2 separate regions of the Homo sapiens genome follow, and region 1 is linked to region 2. Evidence: chromatin contacts called from ENCODE Hi-C or POLR2A ChIA-PET data. All regions are on one chromosome and are shown on one strand. The core of a region is the stretch at or near the end of the contact, and the rest is flanking DNA. Distances in the headings are between cores, read along the strand shown. Region 1 holds the start of LINC02873 (long intergenic non-protein coding RNA 2873). Region 2 has its middle 31 kb from the start of MIR8052.

Evidence for each region. Hi-C counts contacts between places; a loop is a spot of excess contacts on that map. ChIA-PET counts read pairs that join two places held with the same protein, here RNA polymerase II (POLR2A). Pooled maps may share reads with other maps.
Region 1: a map of mammary epithelial cell shows a loop between it and region 2 (2.8-fold over the local background). The contact joins the promoter of LINC02873 here to the enhancer-like site in region 2. A Hi-C loop is called at or near these places in 5 of 168 maps with a recorded cell type or tissue (PC-3, PC-9, mammary epithelial cell and 2 more) and 1 of 50 pooled maps. POLR2A ChIA-PET finds 5 or more read pairs at or near these places in 3 of 52 experiments (A673, PC-9 and activated T-cell).

Annotation. Positions count from the first base shown.
Region 1 is chr11:130,671,440-130,674,685 of GRCh38, forward strand. It overlaps LINC02873 (long intergenic non-protein coding RNA 2873), which reads left to right and starts at 1,517. Exons shown (of 3, transcript NR_164144.1): 1 at 1,517-1,749.
Region 2 is chr11:130,633,795-130,636,926 of GRCh38, forward strand. No RefSeq gene overlaps it. Among named protein-coding and RNA genes, the nearest start is that of MIR8052, 31 kb to the right of the region's middle. Within about 2 kb of position 1,422, at least 9 of the 41 ENCODE cell types and tissues checked have a DNase peak (open chromatin) inside an H3K27ac peak, as active enhancers do; they include PC-3, PC-9 and mammary epithelial cell, where a contact is called at or near this core.

The sequences.
Region 1 (3,246 bases), core at 267-2,766, 38 kb after region 2:
ATATAACTTACTCTGTCTCCCCTTCACCTCCATTTGCCATCTGCCAAAATCTTTGGCCCTCAGAGTGGGAAAAATACACTCTACCAGCCAACTGAGATCTACCAAGTGCATCATGGCCAAGTAAATATTGAACTCCCTGCTCCTGACGTTTTTGTGAGAATTGGTTTATATAAGGGGCAGAGCTGTGGAGTGAGGAGGGATGGGTTTGAAGTGCAATTAGACTAGCATCCCTTCCTATTTAACAGTCTTTCTGTACCCCATGAAAGTAAACTCACCAAACTTCTAGGTGGGAACCACTTTCCATGTCTCTGCTATCTATGGGAACTTTACTTATTTGTTTAATAAATATTTTTGGGCACCTAATATGTGTCAGACACTGGCTTAAATACTGGTCAATATGCATATGTTCACGTGATTTGCCAAAAAATCAGTTTCATTTATACGGTTCTTGGCCCCACCTTGAGCTCCATGCTGGGCTGAATCCTCCCTGTCATCCAGTTTATGGCTCCCACAATTTGAGAAAAGGTTGGGAGGTGATTCAGAGACAAAGAAGTGGTTAAAAGGCTGGCTGTGTCTGTTGAGGAATTACAGAGAACACCCACTGGGGCTGTCTTCTGAGGGAGAATCAGCATGAGGTGCATGTCTCATCTAGAAAAAGGGTCTCATACAGATTTTCAGAGCTTGGTTCTCCAAGTCCACGCGGCATAGAGAAGTGTCAGGCGTGAGGGAAACAGGTGAGACGTGGCAGAGCACTTCCTGACATACCTGCTGTCTCCCACCGAGTGAGGGGTGGTTCCCGGACCCACCCTGTGACCGGGCACTGGCTGCCTTGCCATGTGTGTGCTGGCACCTTGGGCTTCAGGGCCTGGGGAATTGTCATGGCAAATCCCTACCTGATAAAACTGCTGGGGGGAAAACAGGCTTTGATGCACATTCCCAGGACTCACTGCTGAGGATTGTGATTTTTTCCTGTGAGCTGTTGGCAGAAGCAGGCTCTATGACTAACCTCAGAAGGGCAAGGGAGCTTTCTGTTAACTGATCGCCTGCAGAGGATCAGAGAGGAATTCCTGCTGGACTCCCTGCTCTGGTCCACCCTGGCCTCGTTTTCCATCTCTGGATCCTTCCAGCCGTGCAAACATACACAGTGTTGCCATGGCGACTCTGGGACAGACACATGCATGAGAGAAAAGCGTGAGGCAAAATCTCTCCTCTGATGATTTGCTGGGAGGGAAGGAGGCCTTGAACAGGTTTCAAAAGCACCTTGTTTCACCCCCTGATTTTCACATGAGAGCGGCTACCCCAGCCATAAACACAGTGGCCTCTTTTCTTCTGCTTTGCTTGCTGAGGCGACTGCAGCTCTGGGAGACCTGAAGAGGCTCCAGGATGAAAGAGCCTCCCACCCTTAAACCCACCCATAGAATGGGTTGCCAGTCATCAGGTGGGGACACCATTGGATGGTGGATGATCAGGGCTGTCCCTGGTTATTAAACTCATTATGCTTTCACCAGGACCCCTCACTTGTCCTTGTGAGTTTCTGACATGGTCCTCCTCTGTCTCTTCCTCGCCAGCTTGGCTGCCACCCCTCGGGCTGGGGTCACTGGGGCATGGCCCACCAGCGGCCTCTCCATTCTGGCCCAGCTCCAGCCGTCCTGTGAGCTCAGGTGGACTCAGCTTTCCAGGTCATCTTGGAGGGATCTGGTCATGACCACATCACTCTGGAGTCTGGCTTATTTCCAGCATTTTTCCCAGGTGAAATCAGGCTTAAATGAATATTATGCAGTGACAGGAAAAACAGCTGCTGCCTGAAGAACACACACAGCAGAAGAGAAATGATGGTGGCGATGGAGGTGGGGTAGATGTTCAGTGGGAGGCCCTGGAGGCGGGGGTGGGGTTGGGGGAACAAGGGTAGGGTTTGTCAGCCCCCACCATGCTGGGTGTGTCCCAAATGCCTGTTCTGACTACTTGGTAATGTTTTTTGGGTGCTGTGCTGAGAAAGCCTGCGAGGCTGCATGAGGTTCCGCAGTAGAGAGCCCTGGTGCTCCATGACCAATGCCTGTGACTGGTGCAGCAAGAGGGACGTTCCTCTGCTGAAATGAATGAGTGCATCTTCCCTGAAGGTGGGTGTGGAGAAAGTCCATCACCAGGGTCCTGTTTGGAGGAGAAGCAGCAGATCTGAATGAATCAACTTTCATCAAGTCACCCCATGGTTCTAGGAGAGCCAGTCCACTTTGTCATCAAGCTCCAAATTCCCTGGCTGGCACTTTCGGCCTCTGCTTTGACCTGGCTCAGAGAAATTTCAGCTCCTGTTCTCAGCATGCCCCTCCTGCTGTGGTAGGGCATGTTGCCTTCTTGGTCCTTGAAGGTAGCACCCAACACCTGTTTCCATGCTCTAGTCCAAGGCCTGCTCTCCTTCCTCTGGCTTCCTGACATCCCTTGCATTGAAGGCCAAGTTCAGGACCATGTCCTCCACACACCTTGTGGACAGCTCCACCCGTGGTGGTCTCTCCTCTTCTGCCCTTTTCTCTGTAGTCTGTGCATTCCAGATCAGCACATGAGCTCTCTCCCCTGGCCTCCTTTGTGTTAGGCACAGATGGGAATCCAGGGCAGAGATGATGTTCTGCCCTTACTACCTTGCAGCAGACAGGATCAGACTTGTGGGACCTGCTTGGTTACCTACCACCTGCTGAGATTCTATTTTCTTTTATAATTTTATATTGTACATGTAGCACACTCTTGGTTGCTTACCCAGTGTGCGTTCCTCTTCTCTGCCTTGGTCACAGAACCCAATTTTATTTCAGTTAGTGTGATGCCCCGTTAAAAGGTATCCTTTCCATTTTATTATAAAGCTAAGAGTTAACATTGAAATGTGAGCAAACATGGACAGAGATGGATGTGTTACACATGTTTTCTCCCAATGTGTAGCTTGTCTTATTTTCTTAACAATGTTTTCCAAAGACTAAAAGCCTTTCATTTTGATGAAGTCCAATTTATCGCTTTTCTCTTTTCTAAGTCATGTTTTCTGTGTCATATCTAAGAAGACTCTGTCTGACCCATAGTCACAAAGATTTTCTTCTAGGGTTTTTGTAGTTTTAGCACTTAGTTGTAGGCCTATGATCCATTTTAAGTTAATGTTTAGATATGGTGTGTGGTAAGCATCAAGGTTCAATTCTTTTTCTTAATGTATTATTGTTATTATTTTTGAGACAGAGTATGGCTTTATTGCCCAGGCTGGAGTGCAGTGGTGCA
Region 2 (3,132 bases), core at 172-2,671:
AGGCAACGGCTTCATCAGATGGTTAGCAAGTTGAAAAATATGTATTTGCATTTGGGTTTGAAAATCAGGGTAAAATTTGTCAGAAGCCAGAGAAAAAATATACGGGTAGCCAGAGAACAAATACAGTGAGGAATGAGCAGAGCCCAGGGGCTGCAGTGCCATTTGTTGATACAAGGAAAAGAAAGTTAGACATAAATGTTTCCTCTCTGAGCTGATGTTGTTTAACCTGTGAGCATTTGGTGTACAACTTACAGATCTTGATACACCCTCATCCCTGAACTGAAGGCATCTGTTTGGCAATTAGAAGAAAGGTCTTAAGTATGCTTAGCTGGTATTACAGCACGCCACTGAGAAACTGCAGGGGAAAGAGAGACGTGGCTGTGTTCCTGAGGCCCACTTCTTGAAGTTTCCTCAAAGGTGGGAGACGCTGATTTCTTCCCAGAATCCTCTGGGCATCCCTGTGGCCAGAGATTTAGGAACCTTGCTTGCCACAGACTCAAAGCAGGAAGGCCACCACTTCCTAACCCCAGGGAGGAGGCTCTCAGTTGCTAGTGAGAGTGGAACAGAGGCTGCAGGTTCACCTGAATTGGCCATAGAGGGGAAGGCATGGATGAGAGGGGAGAAGGGCTGGCGTCTTCCCTTCTCAGTGGTTCCCTCTCCTTCACTTGCCTCCTTCTGGTCTCCTCCTTGCCTCCTCCTGCTGTTGGAGTGGATGAGCTGGGGGCCCACACCAGGGCTTGGCACGGCGGGAGGAGGGCATGGAGTTTCTCTAGACCTTGGCTTTAAGTAAGAGTGCTGACCAGGCTCTTAAACTGGGGATGTGGGCTAGTCCAGCTCACTAGAGTGGAGTCTTAGGTAATATTAAGGTAATGCATTTGTCCTGAGAGCATCCCTGTTTAACCTAACCGGCCTTTGAGCATCTTAGCAGGGACAGTGCCTGGCAAGAGTCTCAATGATGTTTCCATGTCTCATTTTTATTGATAAAGTCTGGCTTCAGAACCATCTTTCAGGTCACCTGACCACTTGCTTTCCTAGCACAGTGGCTGGCATCTACTAGGCATTAAATAACCATGGGTTATTATCATAATTAAAAACTAGATCAGTTTTCTAAAATAGGGTTAACCATTCTCAAACGTTTTGAATCTGGAGGACCTAAAAGAATCTGGGGTCGCATGAGTCACCAGTGAGGAACTGTATAGAAACTGATTTTGTTATTTTTGCTCCTGACAGATAGCTAAGCCCAGTGACTTCCTGAAAAACCCCACAGAGCGTTAGCAAAGGCCTTGGGAGAAGAACTAGGAACCCTGCCTCGTCCCTTGCTATGTTAGGCAGCAAACCCTGCTTTCCTTCGCCAGGAACAGCAACCCGACTGTGCTCCCTCTGCCAGAGTGGAGCTTCCCTGCAGAGTCAGGCAGGATGGGAACGGCAGATGTCAGCCAAATGGGGCTCTGTTTGAGTCACATCCTGGTAAATGCGTGTCAGAAGCAGGTGAGCGATGTTAAATTTCACACAAACAACAATCCAGATGAAAGGTGAGAGCACAGCAGCCTTGAGCTTTGTCTTTGTGCCCAGACCACTCTCTGCTGTGCAGAAAGAAAAGCCTCACGGAACTCTAGAACACCCGGGTCTGGAATTAGGGCGATGGGGACATGGGCATGCTCCTGTGAGTCCTGCTTCCACCGATGGTGAGACTTTGAGGCTCAAAAGAGTCAATAATTGCACAATGAGAATGTACATAATACCACTGAACTGTACATTTAAAAATGGCTAAAGCATGTGTATTTAGTAAAGACGGGATTTCGCCATGTTAGTCAGGCTGGTCTCGAACTTCTGACCTTGGGTGATCCACCTGCCTCAGCTTCCCAAAGTGCTGGGATTACAGGCATGCCGGGCATGGTGTCAGGCGCCTGTAATCCCAGCTACTTGGGAGACTGAGGCAGGAGAATCACTTGAACCTGAGAGATGGAGGTTGCAGCGAGCTGAGATCACGCCATTGTACTCCAGCCTGGGCAACAAGAGCGAAACTTCATCTCAGAAAAAAAAAAAAAAGTTAAATCAGTAAATGTCATGTTATGTGTATTTTACCACAGTTAAAAAAAAAACAAAAAACAGCAGCCAAGGTGGATAGCAAAGTACAAAACATGCAACAGCAATGACAGTAGCAGCAATGATTTGCACCCAGTTCTTAAGTGCAAGCAGCATAACGGGGAATTAAACAGCTCCCTGTCAAGGAAGGCTTGAGGAGAAGAAGGGCAAGCATGTGGAAGCCCCCTGTGAAGGCTCTCCCCATGCACACTTTCATCACTAGGGCCTTGCTCTGTGACTCTGACCTCTCTTCTTGCCCAGCATGGTCCCTGGGACCTAAGAGTCTGCCTTTCCTCACCAGAATACAGCCCCCCTCCAAGGCTGCAATTTTTCTCCAGGGGTCCTACCTGGGAGCTTAGCTGTCAACACCACCCTCTCAGATGCTCACCGCCTATGGCATCCTGCACCACTAAAGCTTGGGCAAACATCTTGCGCTTTCCTTTTCCTTAGTTAAGAGTATGATATTTGCAAAGGAACTTTACTAAAAACAAACAGGAATAGATGAAGAAATAATGACCCAAGTTACAAATTGCATAAGCAGAAAAGTAGCTCTACTATATTAAACACATAATCCTACATTCATCACAAAATTAAGTGCTTGACATACTCATTTTTAATTTTTGCAACACTCTGAAAGGACGTTGTTTTTGTGCTTCTTTGAGAATCAAGGGAGCTGTTGCTCAGAGGTCTTAGGTACACAGCAAAGCTAAACCAAGACTCGCACCCTGGCCTGACTGGCTCCAAAGTCTTTCTTTTTACCTCTGTACTGCTCCTAGGGTTCTCATTCAAAGGAGGTTCATAGAAACAGCAGAGAGCTTTAACAGATGCCACAGGCTCCGTGAGAACCATGCTCTACCCCTTGCTTGCAGACACATTTTAGGCCGTTTGCCTGCCTCTTTGTCTCTTAGCTCCTGCCTCATCAGTAAACTCGTGGGGGTAGGAGCTTTCCTGGCATTGCTCAACCCTGTACCCGTAACACCACAAACAGAGCTTGGCATATAGTAGGTGCTCATAAATATTTGTTGAATGGGTGAATGAATGATGACT